3 separate regions of the Homo sapiens genome follow, and all the other regions are linked to region 1. Evidence: chromatin contacts called from ENCODE Hi-C or POLR2A ChIA-PET data. All regions are on one chromosome and are shown on one strand. The core of a region is the stretch at or near the end of the contact, and the rest is flanking DNA. Distances in the headings are between cores, read along the strand shown. Region 1 has its middle 48 kb from the start of LINC02937. Region 2 overlaps LOC100129316 (a long non-coding RNA gene). Region 3 has its middle 40 kb from the start of LINC02957.

Evidence for each region. Hi-C counts contacts between places; a loop is a spot of excess contacts on that map. ChIA-PET counts read pairs that join two places held with the same protein, here RNA polymerase II (POLR2A). Pooled maps may share reads with other maps.
Region 2: a loop to region 1 is called in a pooled map, with 12 times the contacts of the local background. The contact joins two enhancer-like sites. A Hi-C loop is called at or near these places in 8 of 50 pooled maps. POLR2A ChIA-PET finds 5 or more read pairs at or near these places in 5 of 52 experiments (HepG2, MCF 10A, activated CD4-positive, alpha-beta T cell and 1 more).
Region 3: a loop to region 1 is called in a pooled map, with 5 times the contacts of the local background. The contact joins two enhancer-like sites. A Hi-C loop is called at or near these places in 2 of 37 single-sample maps with no recorded cell type and 14 of 50 pooled maps. POLR2A ChIA-PET finds 5 or more read pairs at or near these places in 5 of 52 experiments (HepG2, activated CD4-positive, alpha-beta T cell, activated CD4-positive, alpha-beta memory T cell and 1 more).

Annotation. Positions count from the first base shown.
Region 1 is chr9:91,209,362-91,213,681 of GRCh38, forward strand. No RefSeq gene overlaps it. Among named protein-coding and RNA genes, the nearest start is that of LINC02937, 48 kb to the left of the region's middle. Within about 2 kb of position 2,795, at least 6 of the 41 ENCODE cell types and tissues checked have a DNase peak (open chromatin) inside an H3K27ac peak, as active enhancers do.
Region 2 is chr9:91,070,260-91,074,312 of GRCh38, forward strand. It overlaps LOC100129316 (a long non-coding RNA gene), which reads right to left. Exons shown (of 4, transcript NR_033912.1): 1 at 3,267-4,053. Among named protein-coding and RNA genes, the nearest start is that of LINC00484, 47 kb to the right of the region's middle. RefSeq lists an enhancer at 638-1,543. Within about 2 kb of position 1,487, at least 6 of the 41 ENCODE cell types and tissues checked have a DNase peak (open chromatin) inside an H3K27ac peak, as active enhancers do.
Region 3 is chr9:91,035,452-91,039,364 of GRCh38, forward strand. No RefSeq gene overlaps it. Among named protein-coding and RNA genes, the nearest start is that of LINC02957, 40 kb to the left of the region's middle. RefSeq lists enhancers at 1-215, 326-375, 386-435. Within about 2 kb of position 2,645, at least 22 of the 41 ENCODE cell types and tissues checked have a DNase peak (open chromatin) inside an H3K27ac peak, as active enhancers do.

The DNA.
Region 1 (4,320 bases), core at 1,545-4,044:
ACCTTCCCGTCTTCTGAAATATGAAACAAATAAAACACGACCACCACATAAAGCACTTTTATACAGATCACATCCAATGTGACTGGGTCTTCAAAACCATCCTGAACTACTGGATTCTTCTACAAATGAAGAAATGGGCTCAGGGACATGAGGCACTTTGTCCACGGTCTCATCGCTGACTTCGGTGGAGCTGAAACTTGGCCAAAGAGCTCCTGTGTGCTTTACAGAAAACTACAGAGTGAATCTATGACCACCTGAAATTGCAATGCTGAGTACTGAATACAACAATCCAGATGAGTCTGACCAGGGCCAAATAGAGCAACACACCTGTCACCCTTCCCAAAAGCTGTCTGGGACACTCTTGACCCACAGGGAGCACATCTTGCCCCCTTTTTGTTTTTTATTTTATTTTAGAGATGGAGTCTTGCTCTGTCGCCCAGGCTGGAATGCGGTGGCGCGATCTCGGCTCACTGCAAGCTCCACCTCCTGGGTTCACGCCATTCTCCTGCCTCAGCCTCCCGAGTAGCTGGGACTACAGGGGCCCGCCACCATGCCCGGCTAATTTTTGTATTTTTAGTAGAGGCGGGGTTTCACCATGTTAGCCAGGATGGTCTCGATCTCCTGACCTCGTGATCTGCCCACCTCGGCCTCCCAAAGTGCTGGGATTACAGGCCATCTTGCCCCCTTTTTGACAAGCATTGCTATCAAACCATGAGTCTTCACACTTATACTCCAGTTGCTGGTTTTAGGGGGAACTGAGTTGTGAGGACATACACCAATCACTACTAGCATCTTGACAGATCCAAGCATCATTCACATCTACCAAGACTGGCTCCGTGCCCTTGATGGTATAGCCGTTAAACATTGGAACCCAGAACACAGAATGCCCAGCATGAATCCTGCTGCCTCAGTTTCTTAAACTATAAATCAGCAAACCCATTTCATAAGATTTTGGTATTAGGTGTGAAAACGCACAGTGTCTGATAGAGGAGGCGCTGAGTGGGCATTAGCTCTAATTGTTACATTACTTGCCTGTGTCATCAGATCTGCTGATAAGCACACTTTTGGTATCTTTCCAAGTAATGAGAAAATTGTTGACCAAATCAGAGCAAAGGACACTACTCCCTCTTGGTTGACGAAAACACACGTATCAGCAGCCTTCTGTTATGCTGTTTGGCTGTTTTCAAGCTCAACAGTGACAAAAGGGCCAGTAGCCCTGGGTGTAATTCCTGACTCCAGCATGTACATGCCGTGGGGCTGTGGGTAAGTGATCCCTCTATGGTTTTCTCTTCCTCTGTGCCACAGAATAACCAAAGTGCCTATCCTTTCGGGGATGTAGTGTCTGTAAAGCATCTGGTAGGTATGAATGGCTTCATAAATGTTACTCAGTATTACCATAATACCCAGCTCTTATTCACTCATCTTATTTAGAGGGTATTTTCAGTGATCTTGTCAAAATGTTTCCTTAAATCAAAACACCACACAGTACTGTTTCTATATTAGGCCTTTAAAAAGGACCTTACATGTTGGTTCCTAGGAGCTCACTTTGGGGCCCCTGAGGGAACTGCCAGCTCCCGGAAAAGGGGCCATCTCATGTCTTGCCACACAGGCGCGTCTCCTGGGCTGCTCCTGAGCCACATGGGTGCATGTCTTGGTCTGTCCTTGACATCCTTTATTTTCCCCACCAGGTCCCCAGATCTCTCATGCTGCCCTGAGAATTATTTTGGGTTGCTTATTAGGTGCTAACCCTCTAAGGGGTAGCTGAATTTCTGGAGGTCCCAAAGAAGACTGTGAAAATCCAAAGGCAAGCATTTGAAACAGTGATATTTTTGGAGCCTGAGACACAAATACAATTGAACAGAGGATTCAGCCACCTTCCACCTCCCAAAATACCCCAAATCACAATCTGTATCCTGCTTCATTTATGCAGAAAAGTACCTCTTATGTTGTGTTACCAGAATATTAGCAACTAACTTTAAAATGTTTTATTTTTTGTGAAACATGTATAGTTATTAATATACTATGAGAAAATAACTTCTATTGCTATTCTGATAAAGTTCAATACGTACTGATGTAAGTATTAGTTAATATTTTACTAGATCGGTAGACAAATAATGGCATGATTAACTATTTCTGAATGTGTGTGCCAGGATCCTTGGAGCCCGAATAAGAGCAAATGTAGGGCATATCACCAGAGGTAGAAGTTCAGGTCAAGTGAGGAAAAGGGCCGATGGCGGGCCAGCAACACACCCATGTGCAGGTACACACTTTTTCTAAGTGCTGATCCATGAATCGACACTCCACTACTTTGGCCTATTCACACTTAGAAAAGTGCTATCAGAAAAGTAACACTTTGTGACAAGCCAATTTTTGATTGCTAGAAAAACAACAAAAAAAATGATTAACAGGAAAACCAGATCCATCATTATTAAGAACAAAGCAAACGTGAAATGATCCTTTACATTACAGAAATCAGTCTCAGAAAATCTGACTCTTATTTTGGCCATTACTAGAACTTTTCTCTTGCCTCAGAACTTCAGAAACTTGGAGACCTCTTTTCCTTTCCTTTCATAGACAAGTTAGAAATTAACCAGCACTAAATTACTTCAAAACCAGTAGGCCTCATGCTCTGAGATAACGGAAAATTTTTTCTTTATTTTGCTTTCATCTTCTGAATTCTATCTGTGCTTGATCACTCATCCTCCTTGAGAGCCTTCTCTAACCTAGTCTGAACACATGGATACGTCTACTGCATTTCCAACTCTGTGCACCAACAGGCGGTGTGCTGGAGAAAAGAGGAGCAGCCCATGCAGGGGACCCTCCCTAGGTAGCACGGCCCTATCCAGAGCCCTGTGAGCTTGACTTGGGGGAGGATCAGGACTGCTTAGCAGCAAGACCGATACTGAAAGGAAAATCAAGAGAAAGGCAAACATTTATTCAGAGAATTGGACAGGCACTTTTCTCTGCCATAATACATGAAGTCTGCAATACCTTAAGTCACTACAGGACTTTACTTTCAGATACATTCCAGTGACTTCATCAGAACTTGTTAGGAAATTAAATGGTGCTCGATCAGTGACAGTAGACTAGAGTATGAATCCAAGAGAAACGACTCACACAGCACACTCTTAATATTTTTCCCTAACGACATAATTATTTCCTGCTCAGTTCAAGAGAAAGTGGTATTTAGCATGTCATGGATAGGACAAACTGGCCCTGCAACCTTTAAAAGGCTATGAAAACCACCACCAGCATTTTAGGTGCAAATTATCACGCACAAAACGAATAGCCCAGCAAGTTTAGTATGCATGCCACCCGATACGACCACCACAGAGAGTGCCAAATGTGAATTTTAGTAAGCCCTCTTTATAGTATGATGATCAGCTGAGCAATCATCATAAATCCGCAGAGCCTCAGCACCAAAGGTCATAAAGAAAATAGCGCTCACCTTAGTGTCCAAACATGAGTGAAGACACCGCCTACCTTTGTCAGGACAGACATCAGCAGCCAGCCAGTCCACATTTGCCTCTTATAAGAATTTTAGAATTGAGGTTGAGTTCAAATTCCTAAGTTAAAAAATGTAAGTTTCAGAATTAAAAAAATGAAGCCTACATGCCTTCAAATAGCAATGAAGTCGCCACAATGAGGATGTAAATCCACAGTAAAATGGGTGTTTATCTGATACATGGAAATGTGAAAGGAGGACACCTTAGGGACACAGCTGGGCTGTACCACAGTGAAGCTTGCTGCAGGGGCACTCCCGGGGACGTTGTCTCTGGCATGACCAGACTCAGACCTGACACAAACTAGGAAGGCAGGGTGGTTTGGTAAAATGAATGTAAAGTAGAGCTATCTCAAATTACTTAAAGGCATCAGAATGTTCTCCTTTTTTCCACAGCGAATTCTCCAGTTCCCAATGTCCCACACAACTCCCACCAGTGCCTACTCCCCAGGTGTGGCTACTCAGGCATGCAACCTGGAGGCCGTTTACAGCTTCTTGACCTGGCCTGGGTAGGAAGGCAGGTGTTTGTTAGGACAAAGGGTTGTTAAGTTCACCTCTTTCCCTTACAGAAATTGGAGGCAAATAGCAGAGGGTAGGGAAGCAGAGAACAGTCTCCACTTTAATCCATGACCCCAAGCCATTTCCATGCTCCAATCCTGGCTGCCCCATTTTCTTTCCTCCTTTGTGTGCAAACATCGCCTTTCCTAGGCCAGTCGGCGACCACACCACTTGCTGGGAGGAGGTCCCAGCAAGTCCCACTGCACTAGGTCTCCTGTCCGCTTTGGTTCTTTGGCTTCAGTCTTTGGATTCATTCTTCA
Region 2 (4,053 bases), core at 237-2,736, 140 kb before region 1:
TTTTATTTATTTCATATATTAGAAACATCATTCTGATCAGGCATCCATAAGGTTCACCACGCTGCCAGAGGGGTGCACGGCACAGGCAGTGAGAACCCAGCATCAAGTAATGGCTTTATTCCTCTGGAGGGTTGGAGAGAACCAGCTCAACTGTTTATTGCATGGAACTCAACAGTATTTGAACTGTAGCCTGGCAGATCTATCAACATGCTTACTGTCCTAAATTCATCACAAGGACTTCAAACACATTCTATCTATATTTATTTATTTATTTATTTATTTTTGAGACAGAGTCTCACTCTGTCGCCAGGCTGGAGTGCAGTGGCACCGTCTCAGCTCACTGCAACCTCCGCCTCCCAGGTTCAAGAAGTTCTCCTGTCTCAGCCCCCGGAGTAGCTGGGACTACAGGCACAGGCCATCATGCCCAGCTAATTATTATTATTATTTTTTTTTTTTTTTTAGTAGAGACGGAGTTTCACCATGTTGCCCAGGCTGGTCTCGAACTCCTGAGCTCAGGCAATCTGCCCACCTTGGCCTCCCAAAGTGCTAGGATTACAGGTGTGAGCCACCGCACCCGGCCTGCATTCTCTTTAAAAATCTCAGTAAAGGCTGGGTGCGGTGGCTCACGCCTATAATCCCGGCACTTTGAGAGGCCAAGGAGGGAGGATCATTTGATGTCAGGAGTTCAAGACCAACCTGGTCAATATGGCAAAACCCTTTTTCTACTAAAAATACAAAAATTAGCCGGGCATGGTGGTGGGTGCCTCTAATCCCAGCTACACGGGAGGCTGAGGCAGGGGAATGGCTAGAACCTGGGAGGCGGAGGTTGCAGTGAGCTGAGATTGTGCCAGTGCACTCCAGCCTGGGTAACAGAGCTAGGCATTATCTCAAGAAAAAAAAAAATCTCAGTCAAGGGTAAGCTGCAAATAGGGGCGGCCTACACCTCTGCGGTCACATTTCACCCTGACCTCTCCCATTTCCGAGTTGCCAACATGCTCTCTGCACTGCCACACCCATCTTGTGGTCAGGCCTGAGGCCCTCTTATGGGAATGAGGGTGACAAACTCTCCCTGACAGAGAGGCAGGGACCCCAACAGGGGCACCACCCCATGGCTTGCTCACAGAGTTATAAATTGTAAGTCACGGCCAGCACTGGGAAGCTGCCTCCCCTCTGGCCCTGGCCGGCACCCTTGAGCACACCGGAAGCTGCTGGCATCTGAGCTGTCCCTTGCTGCGGATGCGTCTGCAGACACATGACACTTGGCTCAGAGTTCCCTGGGCCTCTGCAGACAAGAGCGGCCTGAGATTACCATGAGATAGGAGGACACCTGCTCTACTCGCACTTCCAGGGAACGCAGCACGGCAAGCTCCTGTCATTTTCCAGACTTTGAGAAAAGGATGTTCACTTGCTTCCCAGCTTCTTGCTTCATCAGACAATTGACTCAGAAAGAAAAATGCTCATTGGATTTCTCACCTCCTCTGTCAGTGCTGCGTAAACAGATCAGAAAAGGCAGAGGGATGTGGGGTCCGGCCTCCTTGATGAGAGAGTGAGTCACCAGCTTGTGGGGGGTGATCGATAGTGCAGAAATTAGTCATGAAATCTGAATGAAAACAAAAGAGCTGATCCCATCCTGTGGCTCGTGGTACCACAGAGACAGTCAATGAAAACAGCCTTGAACACAGGCAGATGCAGAGATCAACTCCACAGAGCTCAGAGAGCGGCTCACCTCCCTATCCCAAGTTCAAAATCCCAGCATCCTTATCGAGGAAAAGTCCCTCGCAGCAGGGAGGAGAGAAGAGAAGCAGAGGGAGGGAGGGAGAGAGTGAGGGAGGAGAGGGGCCTGACACTCAGGCTGAGTCTGGGACACCTTGCAGCAGCGTGGCCAGCCTTCCCTTCCACTGGACCTCGGTGGCCAAGGGCTACTCCCAGTCCCTTCCACATGCCCCTGGCCGAGCACTCAGGTCACTTTTAGTTTGCCTGCAGAAAAAGGCAGTCAGAGGACAAACGGCCTTTGACCCCCCCACTCTCCTGGTGCTGGAAAGGAGGCAGCGCCCAGCAAATGGGACTCTCCCTGGAGCCATAAGGACTAGGAGGGCTGGCATTTGGCTGAGTAGCCAGGGTATTTTTATCCACTCTGTACAATCTGATTTTTTTAGTTGGCATACTTTCAGACAGAATTTTCCTATTAAAATGTGCTAAAATTATGCCTGAAGAGAAAGCCCATTGTATACAGATAACTCCCCACAAAAGGCCCTCTGATTGCACAGGCCCCACGTGACTCCAAAAAGCACTGGGGTCGGCCGGGCGTGGTGGCTCACGCCTGTAATCCCAGCACTTTGGGAGGCCAAGCAGGGTGGATCACCTGAGGTCGGGAGTTCAAGACCAGCCTGACCAACAGGGAGAAACCCCGTCTCTACTAAAAATACAAAATTAGCTGGGCATGGTGGCGCATGCCTGTAATCCCAGCTGCTTGGGAGGCTGAGGCAAGAGAATCACTTGAACTTGGGAGGCAGAGGTTGCAGTGAGCCGAGATTGCCTGATTGTACTCCGGCCTGGGCAACAAGAGCGAAACCCCGTCTCAAAAAAAAAAAAAAAATCAGAGGTCTAGCCCAGCAGGACATGTATGGCCAGCTCTCCCTGCAGGGTGAGAGGGACTTTGGAGAAAGGAGGACCAGAAGGAGAGCAGCCCTTCCCATCTTCTCTTCCCCTGGGCCAGGAGAGTGCTTTGGGATGAGGGACGTCCCACACCACAGACTGCAACCCAGCGCTTTGAAAGAAGTTTAAAGAAAATGTTAGGGTTTGGACAAGGCCCAGCTGGGCAAGAGATTCTTGTTTTCTAACCAGGAGAATACACTTGCTGCTAAAACATACAGAGGAAGAGATTAACATAGTAACGAAGCAAAGCAAGGAGGAGAAACAAAACCGTCTGTACTCAACAAGAGGGTGCCCCGCCCAGCCTCAGCTCCTCTAGCCAACAGGAGAGCTGCCACCCAGGTAACCCGGTTCTTGGGTTCACCCAGGTAACAGGCTGTTCTCGGGTTCGCCCAGGTAACAGGGTTCTCGGGTTCACCCAGGTAACAGGCTGTTCTCAGGTTCACCCAGGTAACAGGTTTCTCAGTTTCACTCAGGTAACAGGGCTGTTCTAAGGTTCACCCAGGTAACGGGCTGTTCACGGGTTCGCCCAGGTAACAGGGCTGTTCTAAGATTCACCCAGGTGACAGGCTGTTCTCAGGTTCACCTGTATAATAGGGCTGTTCCCAGCTTACCTTGGTAACAGAACTAACCTCAGGTTCATCCAAGTAACAGGCTGTTCTGGTGCTCACCCAGGTAATAGGGCTGTTCTTAGGTTCATCCAGGTAACAGCTGTTCTTGTGCTCACCTGGGTAACAGGGATGCCCTGCTAATGCCAGGGAGGAAAGCCAGACTCTTGGGTAGAAAGAATCTGATAGCAGCCTGGCTCTCTTTGCCTCTGTTAAGCATCACTGTGTTCAATCTCCATTTTTAGAACTCCACATTAAAAGGTCAAGTGCCTTCTAAAGTATTTATTTTCTCTCCAGTGTTTGTGCCCTGATTGAAATGACAGCACCATGCTGCTTCCCTCGCACCCACATCAAGCTTGATCCACTTGGCACAGGTTATTTTTTACCCGAATGGCCAAAGAAGCCTGAAATTCACAGCATTTGGGGTTCTGTTTTTTCTTAATCTGGCTGTAACCCTGACTCCTAGAGCCACAAAAACACGTGGCCACTCAGAAAAAGCACAGGTGTCCTTCCTCCCATGGCCAGATTGGTGGAATGCACCTGCCAAGTCTTCACCCCCATGGGCTTTACCTCTGAACATATGATCTTGCTAAAGTAAACCCAGCTCTGCCCACCTGTAGGACCCCACCATCCCAGAGGTGGCCTTCCGGAGCCCTGCCTGAGGGCTTGCAGAAAGCTCACGGCGTGGATGTCTGGATTGCTGGCAGGCCTTCTCCCTGATCTGGCTGTGTCTTGTCGCCTCTTGCTCTGGGCTTCCTGGCCAGTCACTGTGTCACAGAACTCCATGAACTTC
Region 3 (3,913 bases), core at 1,395-3,894, 170 kb before region 1:
AAACAAAACTCCTCCGGGCATCCTCCCACAAGGACAGTCATATGTCCCAGACTTTTGCAGAACATCTGGAAGCCACAGGACAGCACCCTGCATGTCCCAGCCACCCTAAGAGTTGGCCAGCAGGCACCTGTCCCTAAAAGCCCTCCGCCGCTGCCTGGCCACAGAAACATTCTGGGCCACCTCTTCAGCTCATGGGCCCCTCTTGCCTTTCTCATGCCTGACACAGGATGTTCCACAAGTGGAAGAAGTTAGCTTCTCGTCTCACAATTTTACTTTTGAAACCATCTTTCCTCAACCAAAATAGCGCCTGGGGTTGTTTTGCAAAACAAAACAGTTTTCGGCCTCTGCTGACTGTAAAAAATAACTTCCTCCTGCCTGCTGTATAATCTACTCCTAAACCCACCCCAACATCACAAACGCACAAGAAAAACCTGAAAGGTTTGGCCATCAAATACACACAAGGGCTCTCTGGCATGTAGAACCGTAGCTGCCCCGAAGCCACTTCCAGCTGGACCCGAGGGAGGCACGGCCATAGTCCAGCAGGTGTGGCCCCCAGGCCTGGAGGACGGAGTCTGTCCCACATGGCCAACAGCAGATGGGCCCAGGTCCCCCTGCCCATCACAAGAGACGAGGCATAAAACCGTAATGCTAATGTATTTGTTTACGGTGAGGTACAGGCTCCAAAATGACAGGTTCTACCTGTTTTCTGTCCTGAGCAAAGACAGGTGTGGACGGGAGAGAAAGAATACATATTCTATTTTTCTTTTTACTCAGAAACTAATTCCTCAGGATAGTCTCCTGATACTGTTGCCCCCACTATCCTCACTATCCCCTGAAACCCCTGTTTCAGAGCAGGGCTGCCTTCTGCCCTCCCCTCCTGGGGGCTGGGCGCGAGTTGTTAGAGCAATGCAGGAGGTGGGCAGTTCAGGGCAGCTTTGGATGCCTCAGGTCCCACAGGAGCAAATAAACCCTGGACTTCTTGATGCCGTCACAGCCTGGCAGCACCTGCTTGTCCAGCAGACCAGCCACCGCTCCCCGATTCACCATGCCTCAGCCACGTGGGCCAACATTCCCTTCCACTGAAGGCACCTGTGAGACTACAGGGACCACCAGCCACAATATCAAGCCCTCCTCCTCCTGCCCCATCACCCCTAGCCACCCAGGCTCAGGAAGATGCCCTTCAGAGCACCATGCTCAGCCGCCCGCTCATGAGAGTGCAGGCCAGCCCCCTCGCCCATCTCACTCACACCATTTCCAGAAATGCCAGCACGGCCTTCTGAATAAGAGTGAGGCAAAATTCAAACCACGTTTAAATTGTTTGAGGATCACATCCACCACCAGTTAGCATGGGTGAAGAGTCCGTGGAGAGGGTACTGCAGGGCTTCCGTGGAAGCAACTGTATTTTTACACAGCCGTAGTGCTCGGCTCACCAGGTTCGGCTCACAGCCCCCGATACCTGGCTGTGTCCAGCAGAGGGGAAGTCTCCTGGGAAGAGGCCTTTGAGAGGTTTATACACATGTGCGATGTGGGCCAGCGGGCGGCCCCGGGAGCCAGCAAAGGTCAGACATTTGTCCTTCCAGACACAGCTCCCGCGAGGTAGAACACGGCACCAAGATGCAGCGTGGACCCCACGACCACCATTGGGGTACCCAGGCGCCCAGAGAACACATGCCACGCGGCAGCGTTTGTACCACGGAGGGCAATGCAAACAGCTGACACCTGGCAGCGCTCCAGAACTGCCGCTGGGGCGTTTTGCTTCTGAAAAAACCACCCTCCTGTATCCTCTGTTCACACAATTCCCTCCGCCCCAGGGCTCCCCTCCCGCTGCAACGGCTGCATCCTGCACACCCCTTTGCACTCCTCTCTCATACCAGGACACTGGGGGGCAGTCATCCGACACACCACACAACTCCGTCCTCTGCTCCAGCTTCCGCTCAGCGGAGAATGGCTCCCTTATCTGATGGTTCCAGGATGCTCTGTGGCAACACTGAGTGTAAAGCAAACAAGGCCATCGGGTGCTGCAGCCTGCACACCAGCGTGGTCCTGGGCCACACACCGGGCAGCCGGAGAGAATCTCTGCAGCTCCCAGGCGGCAGGGTGCACAAATCACAGCCTTTCCTTGACCCCGCGAGCTGAGAGAGCAAAGTCACAGACAGACTGTTTTAAGTGGATTCAGGGAAACACCCCCCACTGCTGTCCCCCCTCCCGCCCCAACGCACACATACATGCACACACAGCTTTGTTTCCTTGTCATTCCTCTCATTCCCTCAATAACCCCTGATAGGCTTCTAGGAATACTTCCTCTCTCAGCAAAGGAAAAGTGTATGGTTCTGTGTTACAAGATGATTGGGCTTTAAGCAAATGAAATTGAAGGCCTACAGCACTGGGGTAAACCTCCTCCAGGCAGCAGCAGGCATTGAAACAGTGCTCATTAGAGCTTAGGATTCTTCCTCCTTCTCACTACAGCATTTTAATTAACTGGAAACAATACCTCAAGGCAGTATTGCAATACCTTTGGACTGAAACATTAATAAACAGAGAAAATTTGCTTACAAAATGGCAAGTTAGAGGAAATGGAGGCCGACTAATAAATAAATGAGCCAAAGTTCAAAGGCTGCAGGATGACTCACACGTGCCGTGCCTGCCTCGCAGCCAGGACTTTCAAAAACAAAGGGGTGGTGGACGGATTCCACAAGAACGGCTGTTAAAGTCCACGAGGCTGACCCAGGCTGGGACTTCCTGGAAACTCCAAGGAGAGGAACTGCCCACAGAGCCAGGGACTCAGGACTGGCACAAGAAATGGCACAGCGCCTGTGCTGCACGTTTGCAAGTGACCTGCTCTTCTGACCGCAGAAGCGCCACTGAAGGTGGTCGGCTCGAGTCACCAGGCAACCTGGTATGATTCTCAGTGCACGGTCCGCCTTCAGAAGGCAAAGCTGGTTGTGTGGAAGAGAAACCAGAGTCCTGCTGAGGCTGGACAGAGTTTCTTCATCAAGATCATGAACTATTTTCAGATTCGTGTCCAAATGAAAGACAGAAAGGATGTGTGAATGTTTTCATGTGCACGTGTATGGTGGATGCATATGTGGTATGTGCAAGTATGTGCATACACATGCATGTGTGGTGTGTGACTGTGTTCATGTGTGCTAGTGCGTATGAGTGTGCATGTGTGGTGTGTGTGCATGGTGTGTGAGTGGGTGTGAGTATGCTTGTGTGCCTGTGAGTGAGTGCATGCGCAGTGTTTGTGTGCATGGTGTGTGAGTGGCTGTGTATGTACGTGTGAGCCTGTGAGTGGTGGGTGTGTGTGCATGGGTGGTGTGTTTGGGGTATGTGCACACACACACATGTCTTTGTGCACATACACTTAGGACAACAGACCCGCACCCAGGGGCTCCTGAGGGTTAGGGTCACAAAAAGTCATCTTTAACTGAAGAAAGTATCATTTGAAGTGGATTTATTTATGAGGGGAATGTCGAAAGCACATAAGGAAAGGATGTGTGTACGTGCACATAAGGATGCACACAGAGACAGACACGCATTGCTGGAGCAAGGCTTGTGAAGCCCTGTCTCTGCCTGGGAAGTTCAGACTGGTTTCATGTTTTGTTGAAAAACAGATGCTGCAAGTCCAATCCTCATGCACAGTGTGAGCAGACGGACCGGTGGAGGAGAGGGGCTGCCTCTGCTGCTGAAGCCGGATGGCCTCACTTGTCGGAGAGGCTTTCTGCCTCCTTTGCTTCCAACCTTTGTCTGCCAGAGTCTCAGCACTCCTGGTCAGTGGGGGCCCCAGCTCTGAGCTGTGTAGGCCTTGTGGTGTCACTGTGCCCCTTTGGGCAGATGACCTCAGCTCCACTGGCCATGCTGGAGGGATGCGGTGAGCCTAAGAATTGGAGACAAGCTGTGGTAATAAAAGGAT